2 separate regions of the Homo sapiens genome follow, and region 1 is linked to region 2. Evidence: read pairs that join two places in POLR2A ChIA-PET (ENCODE). Cell type or tissue: PC-3. All regions are shown on one strand. Links, peaks and the distances in the headings refer to the core of each region. The heading gives the core; the rest is flanking DNA.

The links. Peaks named below come from ENCODE experiments on the same cell type or tissue, not always from the same donor. Only the 100,000 strongest peaks of a DNase experiment are listed, where the experiment ranks them.
Region 1: POLR2A ChIA-PET joins it to region 2 with 17 read pairs; 2 of 35 experiments call an interaction of 5 or more read pairs at or near these places.

What each region holds. Positions count from the first base shown.
Region 1 is chr9:105,023,587-105,035,379 of GRCh38, reverse strand. No RefSeq gene overlaps it. Among named protein-coding and RNA genes, the nearest start is that of CT70, 38 kb to the right of the region's middle. In PC-3, for the core only: no CTCF peak of the experiment used is centred there; no DNase peak of the experiment used is centred there.
Region 2 is chr9:105,110,100-105,121,892 of GRCh38, reverse strand. It overlaps LOC105376197 (a long non-coding RNA gene), which reads right to left. Exons shown (of 4, transcript XR_930205.3): 2 at 2,938-3,162. Among named protein-coding and RNA genes, the nearest start is that of CT70, 120 kb to the right of the region's middle. RefSeq lists an enhancer at 8,619-9,119. In PC-3, for the core only: no CTCF peak of the experiment used is centred there; a DNase peak (open chromatin) is centred at 6,382.

The DNA of each region.
Region 1 (11,793 bases), core at 1,381-9,380, 86 kb after region 2:
CCGAGGTGGGTTGATTGTTTGGGGCCAGGGGTTTGAGACCAGCCCAACTAACATGGCAAAACCACATCTCTACTAAATACAAAAGTTAGCTGGATGTGGTGGCACATGCCTGTAATCCCAGCTACTTGAGAGGCTGAGGCACAAGAATCATTTAAACCTGGGAGGCAGAGGTTGCAGTGAGCCAAGATCATGGCATTGCACTCCAGCCAGGGTGACAAAGCAAGACTCTGTCTCAAAAAAAAAAAAAAAAAAAAAAAAGATTTATTAAGATGCATATAAGTATGGCAAAATATAAATAAAATACTTTTCCTTATTGTGGCAAAGTATATATACATAATATTAAAATTAAGTGTTTTCTTTTTTGTTTTTTGTTTGTTCATTTGTTTTGAGACAGAGTTTCACTCTTGTTGCCCAGGCTGGAGTACAATGGCATGATCTCGGCTCACCTCAACCTTGGCCTCCTGGGTTCAAGCGATTCTCCTGCCTCAGCCTCCTGAGTAGCTGGGATTACAGGCATGTGCCACCACACCTGGCTAATTTTGTATTTTTAGTAGAAACAGGGTTTCTCCATGTTGATCAGGCTGGTCTCGAACTCCCGACTTCAGGTGATCTGCCCTCCTCAGCCTCCCAAAGTCCTGGGATTACAGGCAGGAGCCACCGCGCCTGGCCCAAAATGAAGTATTTTTTAACATGAAAAATATCTGCAGCCTCCATGGAGTTCCTTCCCTACTCTGGGCCTCTATTTCCTCAACTATAACATGAAGTTTAATGACTGAATAATTTCTAAGGTTTCATTTAGGGTTTTTTTTTTAAGCAGCTTTATTGAGCTATATAATTCATATACCATTTAATTTACCCATTTATGGTGTACAGTTCAATAGTTTTTGATACATTACTTTTTTAGCTGTGGCTATATATATATATAATGATATATATAATATACAATTTATCATTTTAACTATTTTTCAGTGTATAATTTTGTGGCATTAATTACTTCACGATGTTGTGCAACCATCGCCAGTATTTCCAAAACTTTCCCATTATTCCCCAAAAGAAACTGTGTAACTATTAAGCAACCCACTTAGCTTTTACATACTGGGAATTATTCTGTTATCGACAAAACCCTTCAAAGGTCCTCAAAACCCAACTGGAAAAAGAGTAAAATTAATTCCCAATTCCAGTGTTATCAGGTCTGTTGTGTGCTATTACACATTTACACACAATCTGAGCATTGTTCTAAGCCCCATCATGGGCATATTAATGGCTCTAAAGGAAGCCCCAGACAAAAGAGGAGGATAAAATGTAGATTTTTTTTTTTTAGTTTGGATCTCGTAATTATGAGCCTTCAGAGTCTTCCTACTCCCATCAGCAGGTTTCAGTTAATTTTTAAATATAAGCCAAATGTCTTTCAAAAAATACCCACTCCCAATTGGTGAATTTTGGAGCTTTTGAAGACTTAGTGACAGATTCTTCTCAGGAAGTGGCCTTAAAGCTGTTACAGAGACTTGCAACTGAGAAAGTTTCCACATGTCCACAGGTATTCATTCAGGGTTTACAAATTGTTCATGGCACGGGAGCCATCTATTTACTTCCTGGTCCTGAGGACTTCAGAGTTATCCTTACACATGGGAGTATCTTCTTTGAATTGTTGCTAGATTAATATCTCTATGAGATCAGAGAGATATAAAACTAGAAAGGTTGTATCTTTCTAATTTGCCTATTGACCACATAAATTGAACTGGCTTTACTTGGAGTTGCCATTTCTTTTTTTCCTGTTTTTCCTGAAGTCCTTTGGGGACACTGCTCCATTATTATCCAGAACTTGCTCCATTGGGTAGAAGGCTCAGGGAAGCAAGTTTTGGCTGCCCTGAAATTAAAGAGCTGCCTTCTTAGATAGTAAACTTTTTATCACTAGGTATTCAAACAAAAGGTAGATCATTATGTATCAGAGGTGTGGAGGAGCCTGAGAAGAATGATCAATGAAATTCATTAAAATTCTTAAATTCTGTGGCATTGTGGCAGCATTGCATAGTTGCAAAGAATTTAGATTTAATCATGCAGACATGGATTCAAAATTTGGCTCCTTTGCTTAACTTTCTACATAGCTTTAAGCAAATGTACTCTCTCTAATACTCAGTATTTTTGTCAGTAAAATGAACATAATCATAGGATTAAATAAATTAATGCAAATAAATGCTTATAACAGTGGCAGTTTAATACATACTCAATAACTGTTAAGCATTATTTTTTATAAAAATAGTAAGAGCCACAAATTTTGAAAAATGAATGAAAAGTTCTGGACTTATAATACCTAGCTCTGTTTCTCAATATCTATGACATTGGGCAAGGCCTAGAGAGGCCTTCGTTTCCTCATCATAGATGGTTTAGATGCCATATATTTCCTTAAGATTCTTAAAACGTCTTTTTTCCTTCTCCTAGTTAAAAAACTCTTGTTAGAGCTTAGGAAACACTGGAAAACTGAAAGGCAGCCTGGTCTAAGAGGCAAAGGACTGAAGCACATGTTCAACTTCTGATTTAAGTTTTGAGATATTAATTCTGTGCTGTCTTATGCAGCCTTAGACCACTCTTTGACAACTGTGTCTAGGTTGGCTCAACAAAATTAAAGATTACTACCTAAGCCTTATTTTTGCCATCAAGAAATGGTTTGGGGTGCAGTGAAATAAATTCATTAAAGCAATTTGATTTTTGCTGAAATAAAATGGCCTCTGATAAATGTAAGGTCCTGCTGTTTTTACAAGCTAGAGATTCACATGGTAACCTATAATTGACAAGGTTAAATCATCTTTTTATATCAAAGTTTTGATCTCTGAGAATACTTGAAGTTAGAGGCTAATTTTTTAAATTTATCTGGAAGAGCAAAGTAGTAGGTCATCATTGATCTAATGTTGTGATTAAACATCAGTTTCCCTACCTCTGTATAAGAAATTTAGAACATATATTTTGTGTTTCTGGACTGGTTATAATTTTTACTGTTGCAAAACAGAACTTTCCAGTTCTCTTTCTGTTTTGTTGTTTTTTTTTTTTTTTTTTTTGCTTTTTTTTTCAGACAGAGTCTAGCCCTGTGGCCCAGGCTGGAGTGCAGTGGCATGATCTCAGCTCACAGCAACCTCCGCCTCCTGGGTTCAAGTGATTCTTGTGCCTCAGCCTCCTGAGTAGCTGGGATTACAGACATGCATCACCACGGTGGGCTAATTTTTGTATTTTTAGTAGAGACAGGGTTTCAGCGTGTTGGCCAGGCTAATCTTGAACTCCTGGTCTCATGTGATCTGACCGCTTCAGCCTCCCAACACTCACAGTGGCTTAAGCCACCAAGCCCGGCCATTTCTCTTTCTTATATCATTTCTTGTGAGATCCTTAATCAGTTGGAAAACTGTGGGAGTGTTAAGAACGAACAGGAGACCAGGTGCGGTGGCTCATGACTGTAATCCTAGCACTTTGGGAGGCCGAGGCAGGAAGATCATTTGAGGTTAGGAGTTCAAGACAAGCCTGACCAACATGGTGAAACCCCCATCTCTACTAAAAAATACAAAAAAATGGCCAGGCGTGGTGGCTGATGCCCATAATCCCAGCACGTTGGGAGGCCGAGGTGGGCAGATCACGAAGTCAGGAGATCAAGACCATCCTGGCCAACATCGTGAAACCCTGTCTCTACTAAAAACACAAAAATTAGCTGGGCGTGGTGGTGTGTGCCTGTAGTCCCAGCTACTCAGGAGGCTGAGGCAGGAGAATTGCTTGAACCTGGGAGGTGGAGGTTGCAGTGAGCCGAGATCGTGCCACTGCACTCCAGCCTGGGTGATATAGTGAGACTCCATCTCAAAAACAAAAAACAAACAAAAACAAAAAAGTTAGCCAGGTGTGGTAGTGCAGGTCTGTAGTCCCAGCTACTCAGGAGGCTGGGGCAGGAGAATCACTTAAACTTGGGAGGCAGAGGTTGCAGTGAGCCAAGACTGTACTCCAGCCTGGGTGACAGAGCGAGACTCCATCTCAAAAAAAAAAAGAATGAACAGGAATGGTGAAAGGGATGGATGTAAGTCTTCCATAGTATCTAGACTTAATAATGACTGGATCATGAGCCAGAAGAGGAAGTTATAGAGGCTTTGTAGAATCAATTGGGTGCTTGCTCTGAGATTCACATGGGGAATTGGAGTCTGCTGGCCTCCAAGAAGAGTTAAGCTGGTACTCAGATGAGGGGAGAGGGAATAGCACAAGTAAGCATTAAAAAAAGAGGAGGGCTTGGAACATCTATGAAGAGAGGCTCAAATTTCTATCTATGCATGGAAGACCTGATTTCTCTGCCCCATTTCACTGAGCATTTCCCTCTTCTACCATTCCCAAACCTATTTTTCTAGCCCATCATTTTCTCTAGAGCTCCGGCCCTGGATATCAACCGCTACTGGGTTGTACCACTGGTACCTCAAATTCAACATATCCAGCTGGGCGTGATGGCTCACACCTGTAATCCCAGCACTTTGGGAGGCTGAGGCAGGCAGATCATTTGAGGTTAAGAGTTCGAGACCAGCCTAGCCAACATGGTGAAACCCCATCTCTATTAAAAATAAAAAATGCAGGTGGCGGGCACCTGTAATCCTAGCTAGTTGGGAGGCCGAGGCATGAGAATCGCTTGAACCTAGGAGGTGGAGGTTGCAGTGAGCCAAGATCACGCCATTGCACTCCAGCCTGGGTGATACAGCAAGACTCAGTCTCAAAAAAAAAAAGTCAACATGTCCCAACCCATATGCAAGTCCTTTCCCTCCACCCCAAAGTTATCGTCCTTACATGTTTCACTCTCAGTCCAATCAATCATCCAAGTATCCAAGCTAAAAAAGTCTACTGCCATCCTCAACAATTCCCACCCTTCATTCTGCACCATTCATTCAGTAAACATTTACTTAGCATTACTATGTATTAATATCACTGCTAGAAAATGTGCCGTAACAGGAGAGACAAGGATGATTAAGACATGGCTCTAAATATTAGCAGCTCAGTTTAGCAAAAGCAGCAAACAGGCAACGGTGATGCACTCACATACAAATCTTTTATGTTCTCATTTTGTGTGTCTCTTAAATGATTCTCAAACAAAATTTTCCCTCTCCATTCCTACTGCCAATGCCTCAGTTCAGACTTTTTTTTTTGGCTTGGATTACTGCAATTTTCTGGTGTAGTTCCTTTCTGCTCCTATTCTGGAAACACCCAGCTTCCAGAGTAATTATTTAGCCAGGTGCGGTGGCTCACGCCTGTAATCCTATCACTTTGAAAGGCTGAGGCAGGTGGATCACTTGATGTCAGGAGTTCAAGACCAGACTGGACACATTGTGAAACCCTGTCACTACTAAAAATACTAAAATTAGTCAGGTGTGGCAGCGGGTGCCTGTAATTCCAGCTACTCGGGAGGCTGAGGCAGAAGAATCCCTTGAACCCAGGAGGTAGAGATTGCAGGGAGCTCACATCACATCCAGCCTGGGCAACAGAGTGAGACTCTGTCTCAAAATAAATAAATAAATATGTAAATAAATAAATAAAATCCAGAGTAATTATTTTAAAGACATAATCTGGGCCAGGCATGGTGGCTCACACCTGTAATCCCAGCACTTTGGGAGGGAGAGGCAGATGGATTGCCTGAGGTCAAGAGTTTGAGACCAGCCTGGCCAACATGGTGAAGCCCCATCTCTATTGAAAATACAAAAATTAGCCAGGCATGGTGGTGCATGCCTGTAGTCCCAGCTACTCAAGAGGCTGAGGCAGGAGAATCGCTTGAACCTGGGAGGCAGAGGTTGCAGTGAGCCAAGATCACTCCACTGCACCACTCCAGCCTGGGTGAGAGAGAGAGACTCCATCTCCAACAAAAAAAAAAAATAATAAAAAATAAAAAAAAAATAAAAAAAACCCCACATAATCTGGGTGATAAGACTGTCATATAAAGTCCTTGGTAAGAATTGACAATTATTTAGTGAATTACTACTCTGCAGAACAGCAACCTAGAAAATTTAGGATTTTTAAATTTGGAGGTCTAATATGCAGTTATTTGAGGTCATGCTCTAGATTGCAAACATGAATTTTGGGTTATAAAGAATCAGGATGGGCTGGGAGCAGTGGCTCACTCCTGTAATCCCGGCACTTTGGGAGGCCAAGGTGGGTGGATCACTTGAGGTCAGGAGTTCGAGACCAGCCTGTCCAACATGGTGAAACCTTGTCTCTACTAAAAATACAAAAATTAGTCGGGCATGGTGGCGCATGCCTGTAGTTCCAGCTACTCAGGAGGCTGAGGCAGGAGAATCACTTGAACCTGGGAGGTGGAGGTTGCAGTAAGCCGAGATTGTGCCACTGCACTCCAGCCTGGGTGACAGAGTGAGACTCTGTCTCATAAAAAAAAAAAAAAAAAGAATCAGAATGTTATAGTAATACTTTATTTGCAGCATGTATAGACCCCAGTTGAGTTCTTCCACCACCAAATAGAGTATTGCTAATTATTTCATGAGACTAAGCAATGTAGATAAACCACCACCATTGTTAATGAGGAAATGATGGTTAATTAACAATGAGGGCTGTGAATCGTGGATGAAGTGATAAACTCTAAGAAAATGGCAGAACTTTAACAATCATCTAGTCCAAGCCTTTCATTTTAGAAGATGAGGCCCCAGAGAGAGACAGAGACCTACCCAAGATCTAGTAGTTACTTGATGCCACAGTCAAGATGAGAAAAGCCAGATCTTGACTCTTAAAATAATGCTAATTTTATCCCAAGCTCCCTTTGTGAATTTAAAGGTAGTTCACAGCCAATCTGGACACACTGGATTGTATTTTTTTTTTAATAAATTCACCTGTTTATTGCTAAGGTTTCTCTTTTCCTTATGCTTTGGTCATTTCATCTTTATATGTCACAAACTAATAATATTTTTTTTTTTTTGAGACGGAGTTTTTCTCTCATTGCCTAGTTTGGAGTGCAATGGCACTATCTCGGCTCACTGCAACCTCCGCCTCCCAGGTTCAAGCTATTCTCCTGCCTTAGCCACCCGAGTAGCTGGGGTTACAGGCATGTGCTACCATGCCCAGCTAATGTTGTATTTTAGTAGAGATGGAGTTTCTCCATGTTGGTCAGGCTGGTCTCGAACTCCTGACCTCAGGTGATCTGCCCGCCACTGCCTCCCAAAGTGCTGGGATTACAGGCGTGAGCCACCACACCCAGCTGTAAACTAATAATTTTTATAGCCCAATCTACGTTGAGACATAATTCTATTGTATGTATATACCAGACTTATTTCCCTGTTCTCCTATTGATGGACATTTAAATTGTATTCAATTTTAAAAGTTATAAACAGTGCATGTGGTAAACTTTTTATAGGTTAGAATTTTAAAGTTTTTAGTTGGTAATTGATTCATCGATCAGACATTTGTCAAGGACCCATTATGTGCTTTTTACAACACCAGTAGCTCATATATCAGTTCACAAGATAAAAATGGGATTTCTCTATTACCTGTCCGGCCCATAGTAGCCTTCATAACAAAAGCTAGTTTCAGGAGAGCTTTCTCTGTACCTGCTACTGTGCTTGACCTTTTATAAACATTTATCTATAGATGGGGAATTAGTATTCTCATTGCACAGATGAAGTAACGGAATCCTAGAGAGGACAAGAAACCTATGCAAGGACACATTATAAATAAGCAGTTGAATTAATTAATTCATTCAACATTTTTTTAAACAGCTATTAAGTGCCAGGCATTATTCTGGAGTCACACTGAAAGTAATACAGTGGTGAATAAACCAGATATGAATCTTACACTCTGGATAGCAGACAATAAGCAAGTAAACAAAGGTAGAAATGCACGATTTTAAGTTGTGACAAGTGCTGTATAGGAAATGATTGGGTGCAATGGTAGAGAATATTGGGGGCAGGGTTGGGAGGAGGAGAACTACTTAGATTGGGTGGTCAGACAGGCCTTTCAAGGGAGCTGAAATTTAGCTGAAACCATAAAAGGAGAAGGCAGAGTTCTTCCAAGTAGAGCACACAGCTGGTTTAAAGGCTCAGAAGTGGGAAGAAGCTCAATGTACCCAAGGAACCGAAAATACTCCAATATAGCTGCAGGAACGCTGGTGAGGTCACAGAGGCCCAGGATGACAGTGGAGAGAAGGCAGCTCTAGTCCTATCAGATTTCTTAACTATGAAGAGGAATATACATTTTATTTGTGATGGAATGGGTCAGTCTTCAAGGGTTTCAAACAGGAGGCAAAATGCTCTAATTTATTTTTTTAAATAATCACTTTGGCTTTTCTGTAAAGAAAAAGGTTAGAAAGATGAAAGAGTGGAAGTGCTGAGAAAAGCAAGGTGGACATGTCAACAATCCAAGTGAGAGATGACGGGGTCTTGGGCTAAGATTCTACTGAGGAAGGATGGAAGTCGAAGATCTACCTGTTTCTTGGTGGGATAAATGACAGGACTGTGACTCCAGAATCTGCTCTCTTTCCTCTGCCACAGAAACTGCACCTCACTGGCTGGGAATGAGGATATCTTATGGAAGATTCTTATTTTTGGAACTTTTTGAACTCTCTCTGTTGGCTTCTGAAAGCTGAATGCTCTTTCAAAGGACCTGAAGATTTCTTTTGTCCTCAGTTACATTGAGCCCACATTTATGAGGCACTGGTAAAACATTTCTGCAGGAGGGAGTTATGTGCATTGTTCCTCTTAGAGAAACATTGCTCATACTAACTCCTGACTGCATGCATTTTGCAAATGCACAGCTCAGTGAGTGTGTCTTCCCGTTGTTTGTGGTTTACAATCCTGCAAGAAATGGCTTTCTATGAGGCAAAATGGATAATGGCCTTTTATTTTAAGTTACAAAGAGTTGGGTGGCAAGGGGGTAGGGAAGGCAACCCTAAATGCTTTGAATGAATTATTGAATTGACATGGTCCAAAGTGACATTTCTTTTTAAAATGTTTCTTTTATTAGTTTTTTCCTTTTTCTCAAAAATAATGAATATTTATCACTGGAAAACATGAAACTACAAAGAACAACAGACTCCACAATTCCACTTACCCAGGGATATTCACTATAATGTCTTAATGTATATGAAGGTAACTCTTAAACAATTTGTTTTATTTTTACTAAAATTAAAAATCAGTCATTCTTAATATAGACAGTTTACAGAATATAGAAAAGCAGAAAGAAGAAAGTAACTCACCATCCAAGGATAGCTGTTGATAACATTTTAATATGTTTTAAAGTCCTTTTTAATGCATATTTTATATAACTGATATTATATCATCCATTTGTTTTTCCACTTAATATTGCCACCTAATAATTTTTCTGTTACACAAGTTATTAATAATTATATTTATAAATTTGCATAAATTTGTATTATAGCAAACACTGATTATAGTTTTATGTATATATAATTTATGCAAAATTTATATGCATAAAACTATAATCAGTATTTGCTACACAGTGCCTTGAATCCCTAACTGTAAAACAATAAATACATAAAATAAAAATAATACCAACCTCACTGGGTTGTTGTGAGAATTAAATAGGTTAGATGAGTTGATGTACACAGAGCAGCTCGTATCACTTTCTTCCTATGAATTTAGTCTACTTCATTTTTTTATTATATGTAAATTAATGAAAATTCTTATATGTAATTTCATTATTATATGTAATTCCTTATAGAGCTTTGTCAATAAAGCTCTTTCTGTATGGATTATTTCCATTTCTTTTAGATTTAATGCCCAGAAGTAGACTTACTGGGTCAGAGGGTAGGCACAACATTAAGAAATTTAACATTATGTTTGCAAATGCCCTCATGGGATATGGATTTGGGACTTGTAAAGTCTCAAGATTTATTTATCTATTTTTTGAGATGGAGTTTTGCTCTTATCGCCCAGGCTGGAATTCAGTGATGCGATCTCGGCTCACTGCAACCTCCACCTCCCGGGTTCAAGTGATTCTCCTGCCTCAGCCTCCCAAGTAGCTGGGATTACAGGCACCTGTCAGCACACCCAGCTAATTTTTGTATTTTTAGTAGAGACGGGGTTTCACCATGTTGGCCAGGCTGATCTCGAACTCCTGACCTTAGGTGATCTGCCTGCCCCGGCCTCCCGAAGTGCTGGGATTACAGACGTGAGCCACCGCACCTGGCCAATCCCAAGATTTAGATTGTGTTACAAGTGGCTGCCTTGTTAGCGATTACCATGAGTAGGTGGCTAGTGTCACACTGGATGACCTATAGGGTTAAAATTTTGTATGTGGAACAATATTGATTCTCCCCTGTAGCATGGGACAGAGGGAGGAATGCCTTTCTACCTAGGTATAGCAGAATCACCCAGGCGACTTTTTAAAAATGTTAATCCTCCCTTCTTTCTCCACAGCATCCTAACATTCTTTGCCAGGGAATGCCTTTTCCCTCTGAAAATCCCAGCATCCTCTGCCTCCCCAATCACTGATATAATAAGGGCCACTTTACATACAGAGGTGTATTATTTCCTTCAGATGTGTTAAACAGGGAAAAATTTTGAGAAACTACCAACGGTTTAGGTGATGACAAATAGTGGTTAGGACTCAATGTCTGAAGCAAAAGAGGAGATTGCATTAGTCAATTTTGACAAAGACTGCTTGGTGCATCCCTGTGGCTGCCCATTGTAGCTCACAGCGTTGCACTGGGCCCCGCTGTAGATGCCCAGGAAGGCTGTCTCCTAAATTGAAAGAGTGTGGCGTTAAAAGTCTCCACGGAACCACAGAGATCTTTTCATTCAGCTCTGAGACCCGTTTTTAAACCCTGGATGGCTCCGTTTTAATTCCTAGCCCCTATAACTCAGCCTGGATGGTTTCTCCTTATCAAAGCTACTATCTCTCCTCTTCCTTGCCCAGGCTGAATTTTTTTTTTTTTTTTTTTTTTAGATGGAGTTTCGCTCTTGTTGCCCAGGCTGGAGTGCAATGGCATGATCTCGGCTCACTGCAACCTCTGCCTCACAGGTTCAAGCGATTCTCCTGCCTCAGCCTCACAAGTATCTGGGATTATAGGTTTCCACCACCATGCCCGGCTAGTTTTTTTATTTTTATTTTTTTTTTTGTATTTTTAGTAGAGACGGGGTTTCACCGTGTTGGCCAGGCTGGTCTTGAACTCCTGGCCTCAAATGATCCACCCACCTCAGCCTCCCAAAGTGCTGGGATTACAAGCGTAAGCCACTGCACCCAACCCCAGGCTGAATATTAATGGCACATAACTTTCTGGTTCCCCCATTCTATGCTATTTGGGTGGGGCTTAGCTCACCTCAGCCTCAAGACTGGCCAGTCAGACTATTCCATCTCCTTGGCCACAGTGATTGGTTCAGGGGCAGGCACATTACCCAAACTGGACCTTTCTGCAGGAGCTATCAGGAAAGATAGCTTTCTCTGAGGTGCAAGCTGTGTGGATGATGCAAGTGCTAGCAGCTTGAAGCCATTGTGGAGAAACTGTCTGCAGAAGAGGCCAACTGCAGAAAGAAGCAGAGCTGAGAGATGTCACTTCGGACCATGTCAATTCAAGAACATTGAGCTCCTGGTTTGAGTTGTAGAAGCTGTAGGCTTCTCTTTAATACTCCCTCCCTCCGCAGTATGTTTTTTGTTTTGTTTTGTTTTGTTTTTGTTTTGAGACGGAGTTCTGGTCGTGTCACCCAGGCTGGAGTGCAGTGGCGTAATCTTGCGCAGCCTCCACCTTCTGGGTTCAAGCGATTCTCCTGCCTCAGCCTCCGAAGTAGCTGGGATTACAGGCGCACGACACCACGCCTGACTAATTTTTGTAAT
Region 2 (11,793 bases), core at 2,393-10,392:
AAGATGTATGGGAACATACACAAAACTCTCCCTCCCAGATAAGCACAACAAAGAGACACAGAAGCAGTCCAAGCCTCTGATAAACTCTCCTGCCCTGAATCCTTAAATACTCAGTCTGTAAGACTGTGTCTCTGACCTAACTTGGCCAGAAGCTCCTCTCAGGTTTGTTTTCTCTAAAATAAACCTGTCCTTAACTGTCAAACCACCTTTCGTGTTTCTTTCGTCTTTCTTTAATTCTTACAGTAGCCAGCACCAACTGCCAGACATGAGAGTGAAGCCATTTTTGATGTTCAAATCCCACTGAGTTCCTAGCTAAATGTAGTCACGTGCGTGAACCCAGCTGGCATTACTGAAGAACTGTCCATCTGAGCCCAGCCAACCCACAAAATTGTGACAAATAACACATCTTGGTTGTTTTATTTTTATTTATTTATTTTTCGGAGACAGAGTCTTTCTCTGTTGCCCAGGTTGGAGTGCAGTGGCACAATCTTAGTTCACTGTAACCTCCGCCTCCTGGGTTCAAGTGATTGTCCTGCCTCAGCCTCTCGAGTAGCTGGGATTACAGGCATGCACCACCATGCCCGGCTAATTTTGGTATTTTTAGTAGAGACGGGGTTTCACCATGTTGGCCAGGCTGGTCTCGAACTCCTGACCTCAAGTGATCCACCCGCCTCAGCTTCTCAAAGTGCTGGGATTACAGGTGTGAGCCACCATGCCTGGCCATCTTTGTTGCTTTAAACCATCAAGTTTTGGGATGGTTTAAAATGGAACAATAGACAACTGATATAGGGCTTAGCAACAGTTCAGTTCTTCAGCCCTGGGCTCCCTGGCCTGGTCATGACTGCTGGGCTTTGATACGCCTTCCTGAGTTGTATTGTTGCCAGTCAGACTAGGGGCTTATGTCCCCAGGGATAGCAGTTGGCTGCCAAGTCACAGCTTTCCCTCTTCCCTACTCACTCCAGAGTGGTGTAGTTCAAATGGCCTGCATCTCTGCTTGAGCCCATGTTTCACTGCAGAGAGGCCTCTGCCATCCTTGCTTGTACTGATCCCTAGCTGTGGACTGCTTCTGCTTGCCCACTTGATTGACAGCTGCCAGTTTTCATAGCTCTCTGGGTCCCCACCACAATGCCTTCTTGGTGCCCTGATTGAAAGTCTCAGGAATGACCATTTGCAGCACCTTTTTCTCACCTTCTGATATGAGCGTCTCCTCTGTTGGGCCTGTTTCACTCTGCGACAAGTGATTAGTATTCCTCAGGCCTGAATCCCCAGTTACAGTTTCATGAATTGGTAGCCATTTAAACCTGACCTAGAACCTGCAGAGTGGTTTGATTTTATTACCCGTTTAGTACAAAGACTTAGAACCCTGGGGCTAGGTTAATTAGTTTTGTTTTTTTGTTTTTTGTTTTTTTTCTTTAAACATGTAAGTCAGAGCAAACACCTCCTGGCCTGTCCTTACTAGCTATACAGTCTGGGAAAAGTTCTTAAGCCCCTATAGACCTCATTTTCTTCACTTGTAAAGTAAAGATAATAATACTTGATAAGATAATACATGTGCATTGCTGATCAACATGCCTGGCACACAGCAACTGTTTCCTGATAGTAATTATAATTAATATTGAAAGTCAGAGATAGAGGGGCCCTTAGGGATTATTTAATCTAAGATTTTTCAGTGGGAGAAAGTGAAGCCCAGGGAGACTGAGTAATTTGCCCAAAGTCACACAGCTCATTAGTAGTTGAACTAGAACCTTAGTTTCTCAAACTCTAATCTCATGTCTTTCCCATTGCATCACAATTGTTTCCCTTAGGAGGTCTTGGAGGGAAAAAAGTGATAAAAAGGAGCTACCAACCACCAAGTATCTACTTTATTGGTGCTTTACATACCTCATGTTATTTTATTCCCATAATAATTCTGGGCGTCATTATCCTCACTTTATTGATGAAGACACTGGACTCAGAGAAGTTAAAATCTTGCCAGCCAGGCACAGTGGCTCATGCCTATAATCCCAGCACTTTGGGAGGCCGAGGCAGGCTGCTCAACTGAGGTCAGGTGTTTGAGACCAGCCTGGCCAACGTGGTGAAACCCCATCTCTACTAAAAATACTAAAATTAGCCGGGTGCAGTGGCACACGCCTGTAGTCCCAGCTACTCGGGAGGCTGAGGCAGCAGAATTGCTTGAACCCAGGAGGCAGAGGTTGCAGTGAGCTGAGATCACGCCATTGCACTCTAGCCTGGGCAACAGAAGCAAAACTCTGTCTCAAAAAAAAAAAAAAAAAAAAGTTAGAAGTTAAAATCTTGCCTGCAGGCCCCACAGGCAGTAGAATGGGGACTCCAACCCGGGCCTGTCTGACTCAAAGCCAGCCCGTGCTCCTCTACCTCTCCTGCCCTTCCTGGGTCAGGCTGGAGAGCCTGAGAACCACAGGGAAGAAGGGTTTCTTCAAGGTCTGGCACCACCCTGGCTGCATTTCTTCTTAGTCCTCAGACGCAATAGCTGGTCTGCGTGCAAGAGCCTTTTATCCTTCCTTCCACACAATCCTTTTAACTGAAACCAAGTGGCCAAAGCTTAACTGTAATTCTACAAAACTGGTGGTGAAAGGCCTGGCTGGGGCTCGGGCCACTCACCCCAAACGTGATGTGCATAGAGAGTGGGGCTGACATTGTTTAGCTCCCTGCCTAGCAGTGCCCAACCAAGCCTCCCAATCTAAATTGAGCCCTTAATCGTTTTCCTGGCATTTGCTCAGACAGGATTTTATTTTCTAGTAATAAAAGCTCCTACGTTGTAGGAAAAGAAACCAATCTGCCTTTTCTCCTGTTAGCTTTTGTGAATGCTTTGCCACCTGTCCTTTTCCCCCTTGTCCTTGTGCTTGGGGCAGAGCCACGTTGTTTTGTGCCCACTGTCAAGTTTTGAGGAGTTCTGAGTGGGCAGAGAAAAGCACTCACATTGACTGTGCCTCTTCGATCATTACTGGCAGCTTCCCATCTCGTGGATGGACAGGTTTCATCCTACAGGCTTGACTTCTGGGTCTGCAGGTGGTATGAGGAAGATAGTCCCAGGGAAGTAGGAGCAAGTGAGTCACCGAGGGCCTCCCGCATAAGCAGCTCTTGATGGCTGGTGTCTAGTTGCCTTGGTCTTCTGCTTAAGAATTTTCAGTGGCTCCCCAGTGCCTGCAGCATGAAGCACACACTTTCTAAAACAGTATTCAGACCACCCACCTCCTCAACCTCTTCTCTTTTTGTTGGTGAAAAAAATAAAAAAAATAAAATGAAATGCAGAATAGAAAGAGTAAAAATGAATCTCCAGAGTCTTCATCGCCAAAATCAATGCTAACATATTGACATATATCTTTCCAGATCTATGCATAAATATATATATATTTAAATTTGTGAGGCCTTTTCAGTTCTAACTTTCCTTTGTAGCTTTATCTTTTACAACTCCCACGGTACACTAAACATTATCTACACGTAATTCACCTGTGTATAGGCAAATGCGTAGAATGTGCCTATTCTGATTAAAGGAAATGTGAGATGTGTGTGTGGGTGGGTGTGTGTGTGGGGGGTGTGTGTGTGTGTATATAATCTATACCATGGAATACTACTCAGTCATAAAAAAGAATGAAATTTTCTTTTATAGCAGCATGGATGGAACTGGATGCCATTATCTTAAGTGAAATAACTCAGAAAGTCAAATACGCATGTTCCCACTTATGAGTGGGAGCTAAATTATGTAAATTATGTATATATATACAGACATGGACATAGAGAGTGAAATAATTAACATTGGAAACTCAGAAATGTGGGAGGGTGGTGAGAGATGAGAAATTACCTAATGGGTGTAATGTACACTATTTGGGTGATGGTTACACTAAAAGTCCAGTCTTCACCATTATGTAATATATTCATGTAACAAAGCTGCACTTGCACCCCCTAAATCTATAAAAATAAGTTTTTTACAAGAATTAGCCTATCCATATAGCATGCACTTTCAGATTTTTAAGAATTCACACCAGCTGTTCGCTCTCTCTGAAATGCCCTTTACACAATGCCTGCACATAGTAAGCTCTAACAAAACTCTAGCTGTTCCTTTTAATTTCTTTTCCTGCCTGGTGAGCTCCAACTTAACTATTTAAAACTCTGCTTAAATAGCTCTACATCTAGGAAATGCCCCTCTCTCCCCAAACCCTCACCTGTCTGCTCACCAGTTGGCTACTCACCACCCGTTTTGGGACCCGTGGATCCACTGCCCTCCCACCCTATCCTGTCCTAAGCCGGCTCTTCCAAGGCAGTCAGGGGTCATGTCTCTTTCACTCAGGCCCATGATTGACACTCAGTACAGGCTGGGAAAATGGACATCAGACTGTCAGAGGCAGCAGTTTGCTGGATGAAGCTAGTCCGAGGCATACTGCAGGGGCCCAGGGCACTGCTGGACAAGTCAGAGTGGCTGTGAGCTGGCATTTGTACAGAGATTCCAAACTGCTAAGGAGACCCCTGTTGTTGGCTGGGCTCCTCCCTGTCTGGCAAGAGCTAACCTTCCACCTCAGAAAGCATTATGGTGCCAGAGAGCTCTCTTGGCAGACCTTGGATGAATTATTTACTCTCTCCTTGTTGAGTGAATGCAGGCACATTTGAGGCTCCTCTAAAGATGCTTGATCCAGAATTCTAGCCTTAATGGTGGTGGGCTGCAGAGAAAGAGAAAATAAACCAATGTCCCCACCCTTGGCCAGACTTCCTGCCATATCTTTAGGGGGGGCATTTTGTTCTCTTTGACTCACCTTTGCCCACAGCTCCCTGCACTGTCCCCCAACTCCAACTCCACTTAAAAGGGACATTTTGGCCAGGAGCGATGGCTCATGCCTATAATCCCAGCACTTTGAGAGGCCAAGGTGGGCGGATCACTTGAGGTCAGGAGTTCTAGGCCAGCCTGGTCAACAGGGTGAAATCCCATCTCTATTAAAAATACAAAATCAGCTGGGTGTGGTGGCGCGTGCCTGTAATCACAGCTACTTAGGAGGCTGATGCAGGAGAATCACTTGAACCCGGGAGGTGGAGGCTGCAGTTAACCGAGATTGCACCACTGCACTCCAACCCCGGGCAGACAGAGCAAGACTCTGTCTCAAAAAATAAAAAATAAAAAAACAAACCGGACATTTCACGTTTTCTTGTTGGGGCACAATTTGTTGCTCCTCTCTCCTCCTTTACACCTCACCATGCAGCTCCTGTGTCATAATCTTACACATTCTTCTGTCTGCATTCCCTCAGCATTGGAAAACTCTGAGATGAGAACCAAGAGCAATGGTTTACTGGACACTGCAGCAGCTTTAAGCAGCATTTGTTGAAAAGCACACACTGGGTACTTTCCAATACCTCGGCTCACTTCTGGGTGGTCTTTGTTAAGAGAAGCGGCTTCTAGCCTTGCTGGGTAACACATCTTCCTTCTCAGGTTCCCTGAACAAATGAAGCAATTGAAGCAACTGGAAATAGCAGCTACTGGCGTGGGAACACACATGGCATCTAACACTCATCCTGACAGAAGAGTCATGTGGCCGAGTTTCTCCAGGCCTCACCCACCTGTGAGTGTCACTGTTGGGGTCATATTAGGGGCAATGGCCTGTCATTGCTGACCCTTGCCCCTGAGACTTTGTCCCCAGGAGCATTTTGCAGCCACTCACAAGTACTCCTGTTACACTTCCTCTCTCCCCCACATTGGCAATGTCTCCAGGTCACCTGACAACTCCAGGGGAAGGTGCAGCAAATGCCTTATATGCTGTATCTGCATGGAGAATGTGTTCCCCTGGTGAGGAAACTCTTCAGGTGATTAAATGGTGACAAATGCTCTGGAATTCTCCCTGTGCTGGGAAGACAGCATGTGCCTTCACCTCCACCTCCCTTTCTGCATTTTAGTTTGTCAGCAGGCCTGAAAGCGGCAGTGGTAACATCGCCCTTTGAAAACAGTGAGGAGCCCCTCTCTCTGCTGAGTTATTATTTTTTTATGTGTTTTTTTGAGACAGAGTCTCACTCTGTCACCCAGGCTGGAGTGCAATGGCGCGATCTTGGCTCACTGCAAACTCCACTTCTCAGGTTCAAGTGATTCTCCTGCCTCAGCCTCCCAAGTAGCTGGGATTACAGGCGAGTGCCACCATGCCCAGCTAATTTTTTTTTTTTTTTGTATTTTTAGTAGAGACGGGGTTTCGCCATGTTGGCCAAGCTAGTATCAAACTCTTGACCTCAGATGATCCACCCCCCTTGGCCTCCCAAAGTGCTGGGATTACGGGCATGAGCCACCACGCCCAGCCTCTTTGCTGAGTTCTGACTTCCGTCCACAGAGCCAGGTTAGGCATAGATATCTGAAGCTTCCCACATGCTGCCCAGCCGTCTTTGCGTCTTTTTCTGGCATGTGAGCCAAACCACTTCCTCATCCTCACACGGAGTGACACCCAGAAGCCCCACAGACCAGGTCATCAAACACACCCAGGCATGGCTGCAGCCCAGTGCAGACTCAAGTTGAGACACCATTAAAATAAATGTTTTTCTAGCTCTTTAAAGTTTACAAAACCCGTGCATATACATGACTTCCACTTAATCCTTGAAACAGCCCTTTGAAGTTTGGGTTGTCTTTATTCTCATTTTATAAGGAGTAAAACTGAAGTTCAGGAAGGTTAGAAAAGGCAGACATGACTATTTAGTAAGTGACAGAGCTAGGGATTTTCAGTCCTGTCATATGGAACCCTAGGTTCCCTGTGTGATAAGATTACAAACCTGAGACTTAGTTAAGGGAGACGTAGATCAAGTAGCAACAGCTGTGCCTTCAGACCTGTAGTTCAAGGCAGCTGGCATCACCCAGAGGCAATTAAACTCTCGGATAGAGTGATAATTAGAATTGGGCTATCCAGGCAAAAATAGCCATGGTCCCTTCTCAAGAAGTTTAGGAGACTTTTCTTTTCTTCTAGATGTTCCTCTTTTTCCCTCTGTGCTCCACAGCACTTGGATGGGACTTCTCACAGAGTTATTTCTGTGAATCTCCCATCGTGCTTGTTCTACTGTAGGACCCTTGAAGCCAGAGACTATGCTATGAACATAGGAGGTACTCAATAAATGTTAGTGGAATGAAGGGCTGTTTCTTAATGTCACTCCATTAGACCTCTAAGTAGGAAATTTAACTGTAGTCATTTCTTTCCCATGAGCACCTCCACCAGAGAGTGGGCATGCACGGTGCACAGTAAAGCAGAATAAGTCAACCCTATTGACTTCCTGCCTCAGTTTCCATGCCTTTATGTTGCCCAGCTGCTTCCCTTTGGGTCCACTGATGCATCTCACTTTCAGCTGCCACCCTCCCACCCCAGCTTCTGAGTCTGAACAAATTCAGGCAGGAAGTAGATTAACCACCTCAGTGCCTCTGGTGGGACTTGGTGCGCAGTCATCCACTGAAACTTGGAGGTTGTTAGTCCAGTAACATCCTCTGACAGTCATGTTTCCCCGAGTGATATCTGTCCTCTCTCTGGCTATTGTTGGCCCAACCCAGAGATCCAGCTTCTACCTGATCCCTAGCTCTCCCGCCCAGAGGCACGGTCCCCTTTTAGGACTGCACACTGCTCCTGAACTCAGCCTGGGAATGGGCCCTGGCATACTATGTGGCACTTGCCAGCCCTTTTCCCTGGGACAGAACCTGGATCTTATCCATTACTACCCATGGACAATGTGTCTACAAATAACCTCCTACCTGCCTGTCTGCTGGCCTGTGTGCCTGACTGGGGAGGGCAGACAAGATGCTTGGATTCCTCTCCATTTGCTCCACCCATTTGATTAGAGAGTTGCTTCAATCACGCCTGGGCTTCCTGTGTCCTTTGGCCATTGTGTCTCACCCATCAGGCTACCAGTCTGATATTTGCTTTTGTAGCTGGGCTTATTCCTCCTGCCCAAGATTCAGCTGTGTAGATGCAGGGTCAGGTTTTGTTTCATCCTCTCTGTCTGATCTGCATGGCTGTGAGATGCCCACAGTGCCTTGTTTATGCCCAAGCTAAAACTTCATTTGATTTCATCTTATGTGCTCTTTAAGAGGTTTGGTGTGGAAGAAAGTTTGAAACTAATAGGCTAAACTAAAGATTAATGGTTGGGATTATTTTTATTGATTTATTCTGTCTCCAATATTAAAACTCTATTATTACCTTTTTTTTTTTTTTTTTTGAGACATTGTCTCGCTGTCACGCAGGCTGGAGTGCACTGGCCTGATTTCGGCTCACTGCAACCTCCACCTCCCAGGCTCAAGCAATTCTCAGCCCCCCAAGTAGCTAGGATTACACCATGCCAAGCTAATTTTTATACTTTTTTTTTTTTTTTGAGACAGAGTTTCGCTCTTGTTGCCTGGGCTCACTGCAAACTCCGTCTCCCAGGTTCAAGGGATTCTCCTGCCTCAGCCTCCTGAGTAGCTGGGATTACAGGCATGTGCCACCACGCCTGGCTAATTTTTGTATTTTTAGTAGAGACAGATGGGGTTTCACCACGTTGGCCAGGCTGGTCTCGAACTCGTGACCTCAGGCGATCCACCCACCTCAGCCTCCCAAAGTGCTGGGATTACAGGCCTGAGCCACTGCACCCGGCTGCATGATTTCTTTAACATCTGTACTTCAAATGTGATCCCTCTGCTTGGAGTCTTCTTCCCTGTACCTCCTATGCCACCATCTAGGTCTTAGTTTGGATATGGCTTACTTCAGAAAGTGGTAAGGCCAGCCTGGCTTTCCAGGCTGAGTTAAGTGTCGTATCTCTGAATTCCCATGTTATTCAGTTGTTCCTCCTCCTCCTCTTCCTCTCCTTCTCTTTCTCCTTCTTTTTCTGCTTCTTCCCCTCCTTCTCCTTCATCTTCTTCTGAGATGGGGGTCTCGCCATGTTGCCAAAGCTGATCTTGAACTCCTGGGCTCAAGTGATTTTCCTGCTGCATCAGCCTCCCAAGTAGCTGGAATTACAGGTGCAAGCCATCATGCTTGGCCAGTTCTCTCTCTCTCTCTTTTTTTTTTTTTTTTGAGACAGAGTCTCGCTCTGTCGCTCAGGCTGGAGTGCAGTGGCGCAATCTCTGCTCACTGCAGCCTCTGCCTCCTGGGTTCAAGCGATTCTCCTGTCTCAGCCTCCCGAGTAGCTGGGACTACAGGCATGTACCACCACGCCTGGCTAATTTTTGTATTTTTGGTAGAGACTGGGTTTCACCATGTTGGCCAGGCTGGTCTCAAACTCCTGACCTCAAGTGACCTGTCCGCCTCGGCCTCCCAAAGTGCTGGGATCACAGGCATGAGCCACTGCTCCCAGCCTCAGTTCTTCTCTTTTACCATATTGAACTGCAAGTGTCTGCCTCCCACACCAGATCATAGGCTCTCTGATGGCAAGAACTATGTCATCTTGTTCATGCTCGTATCTCCAGTATTTGCAAGTGTGCCAAGCACAGGTACTAGTTTCAGTGAATAGATGAATGAATAACTGAGGTTTGGTGTTGTTATGGGTTGAGAACTGTGTCCCCACAAAAAGATATGTTGAAGTCCTAACCCCTGATACCTGTGAATGTGACCTTATTTGGAAATGGGGTATTTGCAGATGTAATGAGGTTAAGGTGAGGCCATACAAGATTAAAGGATGTCCTAAATTAAATGACTTGTGTTCTTGTAACATAAGGGAACTTTAAAAACAGACACATATGGAAGAGGAACAAAAGATCCTCTCATAGTACCTTCAGAGAGAGCACGTCCCTGCTGATTTTGGACTTTTATCTTCCAGAACTGCAAGAGAATAAACTTCTGTGTTTTTCTTTTGTTTTATTTTTGAGACGGAGTCTCGCTCTGTCATCCAGGCTGGAGTGCAGTGGTGCGATCTTGGCTCACTGCAAGCCCCACCTCCCGGGTTCACGTCATTCTCCTGCCTCAGCCTTCTGTGTAGCTGGGACTACAGGTGCCCGCCACCACACCCGACTAATTTTTTGTATTTTTAGTAGAGATGGGGTTTCACTGTGTGAGCCAGGATGGTCTCGATTTCCTGACCTTGTGATCCGCCCGCCTCGGCCTCCCAAAGTGCTGGGATTACAGGTGTGAGCCACCGCGCCCGGCCCACTTCTGCTGTTTTAAGCCACTAAATTTCTGGTACTTTGTTACAGCAGCCCTAAGAAATGAATCCAGGTATATAACATATGTCAGATAGATTGTAGTCCAGGTTCCTTTTGGAGGTGTCATATTTCACTTGGCTAGATCTCCTACAAGTCTTGGAAATTACACCTTGGCAATCACCATTTGTGGACTCTTTTAACATAATTGTTGGAAGATATGTAGTCATAGCTTCCTTAAAAATAACAGTAAATTGCAGTAGTATCTTTTTTTAAAAAAAAAAAAAAGAGTAATACACATTGGCCAAAATGTCTGGTTAGATTGGATTCAAGGTGTGAAGGAAAGAGAAGAGTTAAAGAGTAAATTATATTCCCATTTAGAAAAGTAGGTGAGGGCTGGGTGGCTCATTCCTATAATCCCAGCACTTTGGGAGGCTGGGTGGGTGGATCACTTGAGGTTAGGAATTCTAGACCAGCCTGGCCAACATGGCAAAACCCTGTCTCTACTAAAAATACAAAAATTAGCCGGGCATGGTAGCACACACCTGTAATCCCAGTTGCTAGGGAGGCTGAGGCAGAAGAATTGCTTGAACCCACAGAACGGAGGTTGCAGTGAGCTGAGATCATGCCACTGCACTCCAACCTGGGCGACAGAGCGTGACTCAGTCTCAAAAGAAAAGTAGGTGAAGGGACACAAGGTGAAGTATGGAAAAAATCATGTCACAATTTGACAGTGGAGCAGGGTAAAGACCTCAATCTTCAGAGAAAAAGCCTTACCATTTTACCTCAATTAAAAAGAAGTTTAAAATGCAAAATAAATAAATAAATAGGAACATATATGGAAGTGTTAAAAAGGAAAACATTGAGTTTGACTGATACTATCATAATTAAATACTATTGCTTTGCAAGGAGGTGGAGGGACTGGATAGCTCAATTCTTTCAAAAATCACCTCAGTTCTCTGAGCCACCTCCACTTGGTTTTCTAACAGACATTTCAAATGCAACTTGTGGCTATCCTCTTCTCTCATTCCCTATCCCTCTTTCAAAACTGCTTCACTCAAAGCCATCTACATTTCAGTGATAGCATCTCTCTTTCTTTCTTTTTTTTTTTTTTGAGACAGAGTTTCCCTCTTGTCACTCAGGCTGGACTGTAGTGGCGCCATCTTGGCTCACTGCAACCTCCGCCTCCTGGGTTCAAGTGATTCTCCTGCCTCAGCCTCCTGAGTAGCTGGGATTACAGGCATGTGCCACCGGCTAATTTTGTATTTTTAGTAGAGACAGGGTTTCTCCATGTTGGTCAGGCTGGTCTCAAACTCCCGACCTCAGGTTATCCGCCCACCTCAGCCTCTCAGAGTGCTGGGATTACAGGCATGAGCCACCGTGCCCGGCAATAGCATCTCTCTTTTCCAGTTGTTCAAGCCCCAAACCTTGAGCTCATCCTTAACTTCTTTCTTTCTTTCACACCTCGAATCCAATCTATCAGACATTCTCTGAACTCTGTGTTCAAAATACATTAAGCATTTGACGGTTTTCCACCATCTCCATTGTTACTTCACTGGTCATAGCTATCATTGTCTTTCATTCCCTCCTTCCAATTTATTCTCAATGTAGTCTTCTGCTTCGGCCATGGTTCTTAAAGTCTGCTGTGGCTCCCCAGTTTACTCAGAGTAACAGCCAAAGCCCTTCAATTACCTTTCTGATTTCTCCTATCACTTTCTCCTTTG